2 separate regions of the Homo sapiens genome follow, and region 2 is linked to region 1. A link is a contact called in ENCODE POLR2A ChIA-PET data. All regions are on one chromosome and are shown on one strand. The core of a region is the stretch at or near the end of the contact, and the rest is flanking DNA. Distances in the headings are between cores, read along the strand shown.

Evidence for each region. ChIA-PET counts read pairs that join two places held with the same protein, here RNA polymerase II (POLR2A).
Region 2: POLR2A ChIA-PET joins it to region 1 with 11 read pairs in A673. The contact joins the promoter of PDE1B here to the promoter of HOXC-AS3 in region 1. POLR2A ChIA-PET finds 5 or more read pairs at or near these places in 2 of 52 experiments (A673 and activated T-cell).

The regions. Positions count from the first base shown.
Region 1 is chr12:53,983,589-53,990,693 of GRCh38, forward strand. HOXC-AS3 (HOXC cluster antisense RNA 3) reads right to left here and starts at 1,931. Exons shown (of 3, transcript NR_047506.1): 1 at 1,888-1,931; 2 at 1,376-1,495; 3 at 363-566. HOXC10 (homeobox C10) reads left to right here and starts at 1,558. Exons shown (of 2, transcript NM_017409.4): 1 at 1,558-2,422; 2 at 5,581-6,691. The coding sequence starts at 1,672. The coding sequence ends at 5,858. RefSeq lists an enhancer at 2,342-3,222 and a silencer at 2,707-2,756.
Region 2 is chr12:54,548,093-54,555,093 of GRCh38, forward strand. PDE1B (phosphodiesterase 1B) reads left to right here and starts at 1,509. Exons shown (of 16, transcript NM_000924.4): 1 at 1,509-1,680; 2 at 1,768-1,893. The coding sequence starts at 1,781. NCKAP1L (NCK associated protein 1 like) reads left to right here. Exons shown (of 31, transcript NM_005337.5): 31 at 1-151. RefSeq lists a silencer at 1,434-1,493 and an enhancer at 2,059-2,687.

The DNA of each region.
Region 1 (7,105 bases), core at 681-3,180:
TCCTTCCAGTTTTCCGGAGGTTCAGGAACCCCTGCGTCTTCTCTCTCCACCCCTGGATGGGGAAATTCGGCGGATTTCTTTCTGCGGTCTTCTAGCCGCAGCGGGCTTGGGCCTCCTTAGAAACGGTCTAGCCTCCTCACTCCTCCACTCCAGGGCGCTGGGCTCCAGTCCTTTCCCCGCCAAACTCCAGCCCTTCGGAAAGTCTGAACCCTAGGCTCTGTCCAAGGAAAAATGTGGGGCGACAGGAAAGACAAGTTGTTCTCCAGATTCCGTTTCCTGAGGAAGGGGTGGAGAGTTTAGTTCGCTTTGGAAGAAGGCGATGGAGAAACGGAAATAACTGTTTGAAACATACGGTTCCCCTTATTTCTTCCTTTTATTTAAAAACAACCACAAAAATAGACTGGTCTGTCTTCTTTCAAACATGCTCCCAGCCCGTGCGCTCTGTAAAGGACGCTTCTCTGGGTCGGGTTTTGTTGCGTCTTGTGTGCTGGTTTCCCGTGTGATACGTGACTCCTCCAAACTGACCGAGGCTCCGCAGGTTCCCTCTTTCTTTCCCGGAATATTCCCTGTTTTAGCGGGGGCAAGGTCAAGCGGAAAGCGAGGACCGCCAGGGCCTGAAGTAAAGCAGCAGAACCGGCTCCAAGGCCAAAGCCTTGTGGGCCCCTGAGATGGTGACCCAGGAGCCGCCCACCCTGCCAGGCCCAGGCCACAGCTCTCGGGTCGGGGATCGGGTGCCTCTGGTCTCTGGCTTCCTCTTTCCCCTACCCCGCGTCCATTCGGAACCTCCTTTTCCGAGCAGCCATGAAGTGACCGTGACCCCCTCCCTGGCCCACCCTAGAGGCTGGAGATTCCCAGTCAACCCCCACAGGAAACTTGCAACTCCAGCGCCGCGGCCCCCAAGCTTCCAGCCCCGAGGGCCAAGCCCGGGGAAAAGAGGAGGCGGGAGAGCAGAAACTTTAGTCCTGTTTGGTATTCCTTAACTTTTTTTCCCCTTTCTCTGCTCATCAGATCCCCCCAAACCCCCCCCCCCACAAACCTCACCCCACTCCCATCCCCAAGGTAAGAAGTGGGAGTCGGGTCCGGGGATATGGAAAGGGGAGATGAAGAGTGGGGAGAAGTACCTGATTCGTGTCTCGACCTTTTAATTTGAATTTGACTGTTTTGAGCCCCGGGTTGCCTCGCTCTCTCCCTCTCTCCCGCATTTCCCCCCTCTCCGCCCCCTTCTCCCCAGGAGTTACAGGCTGGTTACTGGATAAACAAACCCCACTCTTCCTAGAACCCCCACCCCCACCCCCACCCCCCTCCACCCCTCTACCTCCCCTGCCGCCCGGGGGGCGCTTCCTTTGTTCGCGGGGAAGGGCTCCGGTGCCCCTACCCCGAGGCAGCTGCTAGATGGCGCTGTTACTCCACTCTGCGCGCTCCGCCTGCCGACAACTTGACCCCGCTGACGTCACGGCCGTCTGAATCATCAAGGCCATTTTCAAATCCCATTGGTCTAGCCGTCACATGGTGAGAACCGAATGCGCGGATAATTACGGAGCTGATATTTCCCCCCCTCCCCTTCTTTTTCCTCCCTCCCCTCCAACCGCGCCCCCCCTCCCGGATGGGGAAAAAAAAAGATGTCAGCTCCTCCGCTGTAGTATTGCTCCTTAAAAACCCCTCTCTCTGAAAATGACATGCCCTCGCAATGTAACTCCGAACTCGTACGCGGAGCCCTTGGCTGCGCCCGGCGGAGGAGAGCGCTATAGCCGGAGCGCAGGCATGTATATGCAGTCTGGGAGTGACTTCAATTGCGGGGTGATGAGGGGCTGCGGGCTCGCGCCCTCGCTCTCCAAGAGGGACGAGGGCAGCAGCCCCAGCCTCGCCCTCAACACCTATCCGTCCTACCTCTCGCAGCTGGACTCCTGGGGCGACCCCAAAGCCGCCTATCGCCTGGAACAACCTGTTGGCAGGCCGCTGTCCTCCTGCTCCTACCCACCTAGTGTCAAGGAGGAGAATGTCTGCTGCATGTACAGCGCAGAGAAGCGGGCGAAAAGTGGCCCCGAGGCAGCTCTCTACTCCCACCCCTTGCCGGAGTCCTGCCTTGGGGAGCACGAGGTACCCGTGCCCAGCTACTACCGCGCCAGCCCGAGCTACTCCGCGCTGGACAAGACGCCCCACTGTTCTGGGGCCAACGACTTCGAAGCCCCTTTCGAGCAGCGGGCCAGTCTCAACCCGCGCGCCGAACATCTGGAATCGCCTCAGCTGGGGGGCAAAGTGAGTTTCCCTGAGACCCCCAAGTCCGACAGCCAGACCCCCAGCCCCAATGAAATCAAGACGGAGCAGAGCCTGGCGGGCCCTAAAGGGAGCCCCTCGGAGAGCGAAAAGGAGAGGGCCAAAGCTGCCGACTCCAGCCCAGACACCTCGGATAACGAAGCGAAAGGTAAGGCCGCCTGGGCCGCGGGCGCCACTGGGACGTTCCGGCACTTGGTCTTCGCGGCCGGGGAGGGGGGCAGGGGAGAGGGTTGGGCCCAGGAGGCCCCAGACCATTTCGGGAATGCGACCCTGGCTTTCGACTAGCGTCCGCTGAGCTCCAGGCTGGTGGCGCGTCACTTAGCTGGGGAAGGTAAGCGGCGACGTGGAGGTGTCGGCCCTGCCCCGGCCATGGGTGCTAAGGCGGGGGCGGTGCGCACCGCGGGCCGCCTGCAGGCGCAGTGTGCTGCACCGGACGGGTGGCTGCTCCCAGGCGCGTGCTGGCTGTGGTTTGCTTTCTCAATGCTGGTGTCCTGGGGAGCTGACGTCCCCCAGCTCAGGTCAGGGGCTTGCAAAAAGCCTAAAATGGCGATCTTGGGCCAGGGACTAGGGAAGGCTGGGGAGATGGGGGGAGTTCTCTTTACTGCGTTTTCCCAGTTGAAAATTGTTTCCTGCGAAACGCGATTTGTTGTTTGTGGGTCTGATTTGTGCGTGCGGCTTGGGCTCCTGCGGCTTTTGGCTCGGCCGGGGGCCTTGGGCAGCGAGGCTGGAGCCGGAAGAGGTGGAGGTGAAGGGCTGCCCGCCACGTCCCTCCCTCCTCCAGATGCCTGGCTTGGATGGCGTTGGAACAGGGCATTTGGAATGTTGTAAGTTTTCTGTTTCCTCTTTTAATTTTTTCTTTTCCATTTTTTTCTAGTTAAATTATCTTTTTTCATTGGTTTCCAAAAGCAGCTTACAAATGAGTGGTTGGGAAATTTCTGTGTGCGTGGCAAGAGGTTTTCTCCTGAAAGGGAATGTGGCTTTGGTTGGATTTCACTGTAATTTTGGTTGAGAGAAAGCCCAGCCAGAGTTCAAGCTCAGGGTTCAAGATTCATTTCTGCTGTAGGAGCTGGGGGCCTTCGGGATCTTTCTCTGATACTTGGGGAAAGAATGTGGAGGAAACGGGAGCAGGGGAGGAAAAGCTGAGGGGAACGACTTTTCCTGAAAAGTTGTAGCAAGAGCCTCAGAAAAAGGCCCAACCAACGGGGAAGAATAAACCTGCTCCCCACAACACCGGCTACTGGTGACAGTATATAAGGGGCTCATTGGGTGTAGAGGAAGATGAAATACTGAGAGCGGAGCAGGCTGGGGGCGGCCTGGATCTCCTGGTGCTTTGTATATGGATGCGACGCACACGCATGCCTACGGGCGACCTGTGCCACACTCACGCACATCCATATTGCATGATCCTTGCACACTCACGCATGCCCGCTCACACATGCACAGGCACTCTTTTGGCGGGCAAGGGCAGAGCCTCATCCCCTTGGGTCTGCAAAGGTGGTCTTGGTAAATCATCCCCATAGAGACACTGACTGGAAGATGAGCGCTGGTGTGTTCATGAGGATAAGGGGGAGAGTGAGGCGCCTACAGCCTCAAAGCCTTTCGTTTGGCACGTGTGCAGTGTGAAGGTTTAATCTTATACCCTCTCTACAGACCCTGAGCTTGGTTAGGGAGCAGATTTGGGGCAGGAAAACCTGCATTCTAGCCCCCACCAAAAGCAAAGTCAAGGTTAACAAGTTCACCTCTTAACTCGACCTGCACCCATTCCCATAGGCTCTCCCTTTCCTCTAGCTGTCCCCACAGCAACCTAATCCCTCCCACCCCAAGGAATCCCTCTTACCCTGTACCCTCTCTGTGCCCTTCTTTCCTCTCCTCCTGTTTTGATGTCTCCACCAGGCCAGAGGCAAGAGAGCTTTTGATTAAACTTCCCCATTTATAATTTGTCTTGTCCCCCCACCCCACCAAACCTAACAACTCCAGTAAGAAAATAAACAGGACGTAGTTAGATGTGGAGAGCTTGTAAACAATCTGGCAAGAAGCTGCAGGTGCAGAGACAGGAGAGAAAATTCGGGACATTCAGATTTTTTTAGACTGCAACCTCAAGTTTGCCTTTTTTGTGTGTTTTCTGGTTCCTCTTAGGCCCCCGCCTCACCCCGCCCCCAACAAGATAAGATCCAGGAACCTGGCAGCCTCATTGGAATAGGGAGGAGAGAGAGCTCAGAGCCATCAGCAGAGTCCTTTGCTGGGTGTCCTCTCAGGTCTTTGGACTCTGTTTTTTGCCCTTAAAAAGATGGCCAGGTTCCCTTCTGCTACTTGAGAAGCAAGGCTGGTCCATTTCAGCAAGAATGTGTGTCAGGGATAGAGGCTGTCAATAAGCTCATGGGAAATACACAGTATTCTATAGTATCTCCTTACAAAAAAAGACTCATGTACATATCTATGTGTGTGTACTTATGTGTATAGGTGTGTGTATCTCTGCAGGTATACATGTGTACTTGCAGGCATACACATCTACGTATGCACAGACTGGGCAGGGGGTTTCTAGGAGGCTGCATTTCCTCAGGATATGTCTCTCCCTTGACCTTAGGTCCTTTGGCCAGGAAAGTTGTTTGAGGACCCCTTAGGTTGCCCCAGCTCTGTTGCCCCTGACCTCTGCTGCTCTTACAAGCTCCCCTCAGCTGCACATACCTGGGAGAAATGATTAAGAGAGGAAGAGATGGCAATGGGAGACCTAAGGGAGCAGAGTCACTCTGTGGCAGCTCAGGTTGGGGTAAGAGCTGGGGGCCCAGGACAGGGACCACTGCAGTGGCCTCTGGCCACAGATCCTGGAACAAAGTCCCTCCACTGAGTTGAAACAGGTCAAAGCTCTCTGGGAATTTCTCTGGTCTGTGGGTGGACTCTGCTCTGGTCTGGGGCCTGGAAAATGCTTTTCCATCTGGTTGGATTTTTCCAGAGCTGGAATGGAACAGAGAGAAGGGGGGATCTGGCAAGGTTTAGGGAATCTGCCAGGGTCAGCCAGCTGGGGGAAAGCCAGGGTACTCAGGATCTTTTAGATTAAGGTGGACTTGGGTAATTTAAATTTAATAAATGCTTGGAGGCAAGAACTTCCTCCCTTTATCTCCCTAAGTCTAAACCCCAAAGAAATTGTAAGAACCTTGAGCCTAAGAGGAGCCCACCGCCAGGCCCCTGGGGCAAGAGCAGCTCCCCTGTGCTCCCTCAGCCACCCCACAGCAGGCTGGCAAAGGCTGCAGCGCTGAGAGGGTTTTCGACTTCGAGGGATACTTATGTAAATAATGTTATTTTTAACAGAGGAGATAAAGGCAGAAAACACCACAGGAAATTGGCTGACAGCAAAGAGCGGAAGGAAGAAGAGGTGCCCCTATACTAAACACCAGACGCTGGAATTGGAGAAAGAATTTCTGTTCAATATGTATTTGACGCGAGAGCGCCGCCTGGAGATTAGCAAGACCATTAACCTTACAGACAGACAAGTCAAAATCTGGTTTCAAAATCGCAGAATGAAACTCAAGAAAATGAACCGAGAGAATCGGATCCGGGAACTGACCTCCAATTTTAATTTCACCTGAGAGCGCGGCCTCTCCTCCTCCCTTCCCGCTCCTTCCTCTCCCCGCCCCTCCTCCCTTTGTGCCTGGTGATATATTTTTTTTTCCTCCCTGAGTATAAATGCAATGCGACTGCAAAAAAGGCAAAGACCTCAGACTCTCCTTCCAAGGGACCTGTGGTTCGTGCTGCGAAGATGCTTCCACTTAAAGCATGAGAAATGGGGTGCCGGGATGTGGGGTGTGGTGTGTGCCCTCATAGATGGGGGTGGGAGTGTGGCTGGTGTGTGTGTCAAGCCCTCACTCACCCACGCACTCACACACAGCATTCTGTTCTCCATGCAAAGTTAAGATCGAATCCATCCGCTTGTAGGGGAAAAAAAGGAAAAAAATTAACCAGAGAGGGTCTGTAATCTCGCAGAGCACAGGCAGAATCGTTCCTTCCTTGCTGCATTTCCTCCTTAGACTAATAGACGTTTTGGAAAGTTCGGCTAGTGTTCGTGTGTTTGTCGTAGCACCCAGAGCCTCCACCAAACCCTCTCCATGTCTTTACCTCCCAGTCGCTCTAAGAATCTGCTTGAAGTCTCGTATTTGTACTGCTTTCTGCTTTTCTCCCACCCCTCCTAGCACCCCCACATCCCCCATCTAGTAACATCTCAGAAATTTCATCCAGAGGAACAAAAAAATTAAAAATAGAACATAGCAAAGCAAAGACAGAATGCCCCCCCCCCCAAATATTGTCCTGTCCCTGTCTGGGAGTTGTGTTATTTAAAGATATTCTGTATGTTGTATCTTTTGCATGTAGCTTCCTTAATGGAGAAAAAAAAACCTAATAAATTTCCAGAATCATAATCCTCAAATGGATGGTTTTTTGTTTTTAGTGATTTTTAGCAACACCCCTCCCCCGAAGAGGCTGAGTGTGTGGATGTGTGTGTTTTGTGTTTGACTCATCTCCTAGAGCCTTTCTAGAACGTCTCTTGGCGGGTTTAATGTAAGTGAGAGACCATAACGTTGATTTAAATATTATCCAGGTGACCACAATAAGTCAAGGTCATAAAACAGTAATGTCAGGACGGTCTTGGTGCGCGCGAGAGGTGGATTTTATGATCTGCAAATATAATGTGGTGCTGCAGTAAAAGATGCATTTAAAGGTGACTGGAGGAGGGAAAGAGGCAGAGAGCAAGCTGCAATCTTGAGGAGCAGACGGATCTGATTGCCTGGGGTGCTGGGCTGGGCGCACCCCACTGCTGCTGGGGGTCACCCCAAGAGCCCCC
Region 2 (7,001 bases), core at 259-2,758, 560 kb after region 1:
GCCCTTCCATTTCACTTCTTTTCTCCTTCTCTGACTGGGAGAGGAGGAGCCTCCACTCAGTATTTAGAACAGAGTAAATACCTTCTCCTGATCACTCCTCCTTCCAACCTCCAGAATTTTTTGAAATTAAAATTCACATTCTGGGATCCTGGATTAGTGGCCTGTTTTGGATTCAGTAGTTAGTGAATATATCTCCACTTTCTGTTGACATAGGAGTTTCCCCAATGCCAAAGCAGGTGGTCATTAAGGGAGAGAACAATATGGAGCAAGAGAGGTGGTTCCTGCAAGAGTCCTAGGTAGGACTCGGTTGGATGGAGGAGGCTTTGCCCTTTTACAAGGTCTTGAGTTCAAATTCCAGTTCACTCCTTCCACAAATGTTTATTAACCAGCTAGGCTGTTTTGTGCTGGGCCTTTAGCTCCTAGATTTCTTTCTCTGAAGACAGAACAGAAAAAATGAGCTGGAAGTGCTTCAGGAGGGGTTTTGATATCAGGAATGCTTTCCTGGCTGTGTAGAGTTATTACCTAGTCAAAGAAGAAGATGTTAAGCTGGGTGCGGTGGCTCACACCTGTAATCCCACCACTTTGGGAGGCCGACGTGGGCGGATCACGAGGTCAGGAGTTGGAGACCAGCCTGGCCAATATAGTGAAACCCCATCTCTACTAAAAAATACAAAAATTAGCCGGCGTGGTGGCCCGCGCCTGTAGTCCCAGCTACTCCAGGAGGCTGAGGCAGGAGAATCGCTGGAACTGGGGAGGCAGAGGTTGCAGTGAGCCGAGATCGCGCCACTGCACTGCAGCCTGGGCGACACAGACTCCTTCTCAAAAAAAAAAAAAAAAAAAAAAAAAAAAAAAAAGATGCCTGCTCTGGAGAGCTTTGAACTTGGAAGAAATTCCTATCTGCTAGGCGGGCAGGCAGAAGTACCATGGAGAAGGCCACAGTCTTGGAGACAGGTGGGGAAGATCAAGCTGAGGGACCCGAGGCCAAGTGTGGGATGCCATCACAGCTCAGGGCACACCCTGAACTTTTCCAAGACAGGAGCACAGGTGGGGTCTGGTCCGACTGGGTTCCGAGTCCAGATCTAGCAGGGAAAGATGTGTGCTCATCCCCTACCCCGCACTCAGACATGGGACACGCAGGCAGCTAGGCACACGTGGATACATGGAACCACAACCACATACACAGAAACTCAAAACACACGGAGAGAACCCACACAACCACCCACACCGAAGTCCAGCCCGCCGCCTCCGCTGCACTCTGTAAACACGCACTCACATCCGCCAGTACAGGGCACACGCAGCCACTCGTCCCCGGCGCCTGTGTGCGTGCGCTCGCCCTTGGGCGCTTCTGTCTGTGTGTGCCCCCGGCTTCCAATCGTTCCTTTGGGAGGGGGAGGAGTGGCTGTGAGGAGTGAGAGACTGGCGGGCAGGCTGAGGAGAAGGGAGGGAGAGCAGAGGGAGGGGGGAACCCGGCCGGGGGAGGAGGAGAGAGGCGAGGAGGCGGCTCTGGCAGCGCGCGGCGGCGGCGGCGGTAGCGGCAGCAGCAGCGGCGGTGCGGAGAGCTTGGACTGGGAGCCCAAAGCTCGGCTGGGCAGCGGGAGAGGAGGAGCCGCAGGAGCTGCAGCTCTGCCAGCTTGGGCCGAGCCTAGAGACACCGGCCTGGCTGGTCCACGCCAGCCGCAGGTGGGAAGGGCCTGGGATGGGGGGTGAGGGTCTCTCGGCTGGGGCTGAAGCTGAGCCGAGGTGCTGTCTCCTCCTTCTGTTCCGTAGACCGTGGCTGAGCATGGAGCTGTCCCCCCGCAGTCCTCCGGAGATGCTGGAGGAGTCGGATTGCCCGTCACCCCTGGAGCTGAAGTCAGCCCCCAGCAAGAAGATGTGGATTAAGCTTCGGTCTCTGTAAGTCCCCGGCCCGGGAATGGGGGGAAGGGACCTTAGGGAGCCTGAGCGGGAGGAGGAGGGGGGATAACTGGAGCAGGGCTGTGGGCTGGTAGATTCTCTTTGGCACAGATGTTGGCAGGTGCGAGGAAGCACGGCCCTGACACGCGTGGCCAGGCCACATGTGCAAGGCATGTGCGGAGCAAGCTGGCCAGTTGGAGCGGGCTTAGGAGTTGCAAAGGTAACGATGTGCCTGTGCCTGTGGACCCCAGGCTGACACACGCAGCGCCTAGAGGCAGCACAGTATATGCAGTGTGGCAGGGCTGCAGGAGGGCAGTAGAGGTGCCAGGCTGACTCACACATATCCATGTGCAGAGTTGTGCAGATGTGAGCCACATGACATGTGTGTGCATGAGTGAGCGTGGGTCACAGAGGTATGTGGAGTGATTGCACACAGCTGTAGATCTACTGCATGGGAATACTTGTGCCAACCTGTGGGTCATATGTATCTCAGTTGGGATTGGTAGTTTCTGCCTCATGCACAGGAAGTGGGGTGGGGGTTACCCCATGCCTGAGCTGCTCATCTCTTGGGGCCTGGAAACTCACTCTATGTATTAATGATGAGGGGACCCACGTGGAATCTGGAGGGGGGGTTGGAGCCCCCACCTGGAAGCTGAAGGAGGTGATGATGGTGAAGAAATATTGATTGACAAAGGCAAGGTAACTGGCTTAATCAGAGGCTTTTTGTTTATATAGGGTCTTCCAGGATCTCCAAGCACATTTGGGCATCTTTTCCTATTGTTGCAGTACCAGGGCATGTGGGGAGGAATAAATGGGGGAAGGAAGAACTCAGGTATCTGATACTCCAGTCCCAGGGGAGGAAAGGAACTTTTCCCCTGCTCCTTAGAAAAAAAAGAGGATTGGGTCAAAGACAAGCCATGCACCATGTTTATCTCCCAGTCAGCTGCTGCCATTGGGAAATCTCCGCAGTCTGTTGATTCTTAATCAGGGAACAAGAGAAGATGTCCCTCTCTCCGAGATGAATCCATGGCCCCAGGAAAGAGGAAACAGATAGGAGACTATGGATGTTTAGAGAGGAAACACAGTAAACATAGCCCTGAACCCAGTTCCTCCTCAATGTTCTCCATAGTGAGCACCGAAGCTTTCTATTTCTGGGTTCTGGGAGAGGGAGAGATGGGGGTAGGGGATGGATAGATGCTTATGTTGTATTGTTCTTTAAATACTTCACCTATGGTGATAAGATGACACCTTTTTATGGCAGATGGGTCTGATTTATACACTAGCTACTTGGAGAGGCGTTAGGGAGAACTGAGGCATAGTGGGCAACAAGGCTTGGAATCCAAATGTACTTCTCAGTCCTCCTCCTTGGCTGCCTCTGGCCAATCCAATTTGCTGGGCTCTATGAAGCACAGCCTTGGAATGAGTTCTGGGATGAAGAAATGGAAAACCAGATTGAACTGATTTTTGTTGGGAGGAGCACTGTGTGATTCTTGATAGAAAATGACGCTGCGTTAATGGTAAATGAGCTGGGGAAAGGGGCAGATAAGGAAGTAGTTGAAAGGTAAAGAAGGGCCCCAGGTCCATAAATGGGAGAATTCAGGATGGCTCCCCTAACACTAGTGGCTCATCATACTTACCTTGCCTGTATTCCAGGTAACAGGGCCCTGCGAAAGAGTGGGTATTACTAGTTTCACTATCTCCCACACATTTCTAACCAAAAGCCTTTCCTGAAAATGAATTGTTGTTTCTTCCTTTAGTGTGAGAAGTGCTCAGTGGTGAGAGAAGAGGATTCCCAGAAGGAGGCATGAAACCTGGGAAGAGAAGGGAGTAGAGGCATCTGTCTCTCCAGAGTGCCTTAGCTGAGATGTCCTTACATGAGATTAGGGTGGACAAGGATCCCTATTCTTATTGATTAGATCATTCTGGTCTTCACTCACTTCAGCAGTCTGGTCCTTAAGAATGCTAGCTTTGTACAATAAATTTACAAGTAAAAAATAAAGCTAGCTACATGTAATATAACTTACCCAAAAAAGTACAATCTCCGGATTATTAATTGGCAGGAATAGATTCCCAGTCTTACGTCCTTAAAGCAGAGAAAGACCTTGAAATCAAGGTAGATCCCAACTTGATCTATGTTGATGGCCTACTGGATTTTGCCTTTTTGAATATTGGGGAGGCTTTGACTATCAGATGAAGGGAAATAAAAGGATTTAGGGCTTTGCTGGGTAAGAGGTGGGAGTTTCCCAACCCTCTCAATGGGATGGTTTCTGAATAGGTGAGAAAGGAGATGTTCCCCCTTTTAAGTGGAAATAAAGATCCCCCTGCCCCTTTGGTCAAGGTGGGAAGGGGTTGCTAAGTCTGGAAATAGGAAATAGACATGATTATCTTAGGACTGGGTACTGCTTGGAAATGGAAACATGGCATATATACTTGTATGTATTTATCTAACTATCTATCTAGATTCTTCTACTCAACACATCCTATTCCCCCCCTTCTACCCTTTTAATTTCTAATCAGGACATCCAGACTTTCTTCAGGGAGACTAGGCCTGGTGTTTTTGACTCTGGATAAAAAGCCCACACTAATATAATAGTGCAGGGCAATTTTTTGTTGGGAAGAGCATCCAAGAATTCTGTTTCCCACACTAAGACCCTGTCAAAAATAAATTCAGAATCTAATCTGTATCATATGAGCTGAAGAGAATCTCTTAACTGTGTGATTTTACCCCTATTTTCAGAACAATTTCTCTAATTAAGCAAACTCATAAACTGAGGCATGAGAGAGGGTGAAAGAGGCCATCTGGAGATGATGAGTTGGCCAGGATGATTTTCAGCATCTGTAACCCTAAGAGGAAGTATTTGACTTGGCTGTCCACCCTTCTCTGAGATCAGAGGGCTTTAGGGAATGGGAAGAAGACCAGAAGAGATAGAAATGATTTTCTGTGTCTTTTGTGATTCAAGAAAAACGATGAGCAGACATTGGTTTGCCATCCTCAGCTCATTTATTTATCCAACAACTATTTCTTGAGTGCCTTCTATGGACCAGGTGGCATGCTGGATGCTGAGAATACAGTCGGTGGTGGACAAAACAGACATAGTCCCTCTTCCTACAGAGCTTGTAACCTGCTTCAACTCCATCAAGTGGTGTAGAGAGGCAGGGGGCTCTGTATTCCCTGTTTTGCTACACCCACCCAAGTGATGAAATTCTACCACTCTGGGTTTCTGCCTCATTTTTTCTTTAGGGGGGTTATATACATAGGAAAAGCATAAATATGAGTTCTCTTTTTCCCAGGATGGTACAAACACCACTCTCTTTTCTCTGCTCCAGTTTCTCTTGGAATTTTACATTTTACAGATGGAACTTCCCCCTTCCTTTGGGACAGTATAGACATAGTCCCTTTCTCTTTTTCTTTCCCCACATGGTACGCACTCGGGACCCTCAAAGTCTAGGCTCAATGTTCTATGCTGTGGTTCAAGGTCATTATAGATGAGCTGGAGCAGGGACCCCACTGGGGATTATTTTTGCTTATCTTTGTTTCATCAGAGTCTAGTGTGATACCTTGAACATAACAGGCACTCAATAAATGCTGTTAAATAAAGGAATGAACAAATGAAATAGTGAATATATGTACATATGTTACGAGGTCCAGTTCTGTCTCTGGTTCTGTGGTGCGTGTATACCTCCGTGTTTGTTGAGTGGCGGGGGGAGGAGTAGGAAATGGAGGTGGAGGAAAGGGAGATGATGATGATGCTGTTTTTTTGAGAGGGTGATGCTTAAAAGATATGGGGTTTAGGGACCTCAGGACAGAGCCTGGAACTGAAGGAGTTACAGAGAGGATCCAGAAACTGTGGCGTTTGGATTGTGTGAATGAGATATGTTAGGATGAAATTGTGAATGCCTGCCTGACACGTATACATGTGTTTGGGTAAAGGTTGATATGTATGCTGGGGACAGAGCTCCATGAAGATGTGTCTGTTTTTATAAGTGGCATGTGTAATAATAAATATATTGGGAAGGTGTGCACTTACCTGAATACCTGAAATTGTCCTAGTTATGAGATGATGTATGTGTGTATGTAGGTAATGGGATAATACCTATGTGTGATCTTGTGTATGTATTTGTGACACTGAGATTTTTTGACATTCCTGGGGAGATCCAGTGGATGGGAGGAAGAAGCTGAGACTGGGTGCCTCATTGGTTTAACCCTGGCTTTTGCCCTCTTTTTGTATAGGCCCCATGGAGTGATCTTCTATGGTTCTTACCAGTTTTGAAAATCATGCTGCCATTCTCCTTTTTCTGTCTATGGATGTGGAGCTGCTGTGAAGATTGCAGCATAAACTATGGTTCCCTGGACCTCTGGAGAAAAAGGAGTGTCATTTTTCTCATGCCTTGGTGGGGACAGTTTTTTAGTGCTATCCTCAGCAGATTAGTCCTTCTTCCTCTGCTTCCAGCCATAGCAAAGGGAATCTCTTCTCCCTCGGTTTCATACCCCACTTTTCCATCAAATGTCTCCTGTCTCTATTTCCTCCATCAGCTTTGTCTTGAATGAGGACTGTGTGGTATCTCTGGGAAGGTAGAGGGTAGAAAATTCCTGCCTTAAGTTGAAGGGAAGGTGCAGAGGTAGGGGATCAAATTCAGCCCCAAGGAAGAACTTCACAAACCTCTGGTCAGGATAGGTGGCTGGAGGGAGGGAAGCAGGGAGGCAGAGTGGTGGTAGTGGAAGGGCATGGGGAATTTTGGGAGACTTGAGTTCGAGTTCACATTCTGCCCTAACAATTACAACGGTGTAATCTTTAAGTCACATAGTCTCTCTGAGTCTCAGTTCTTCATTTAATATCATCATGTAAAAGTAACTTTGAAATGATAAAGCCTGAAGGTCTTTTTCATCATGGGAGAGCTTGCTTTGTGAAGAGGCAGGGGAATGGGAATGGATGGGCAACTATTGGCTGGGATGAGGGAGACAAAGATTCAAGAGGTAGGAATATGAATTACCTAATAGGTTTGAGCCGTGATTGAAGGAGTCTTGTTGATGGTTATCTGGAAGGAGTGAAGGCATGTGTCTGAACTTAGAGACCAGAAGGATAGGTGGGACTAGAGGAGGGCAATAT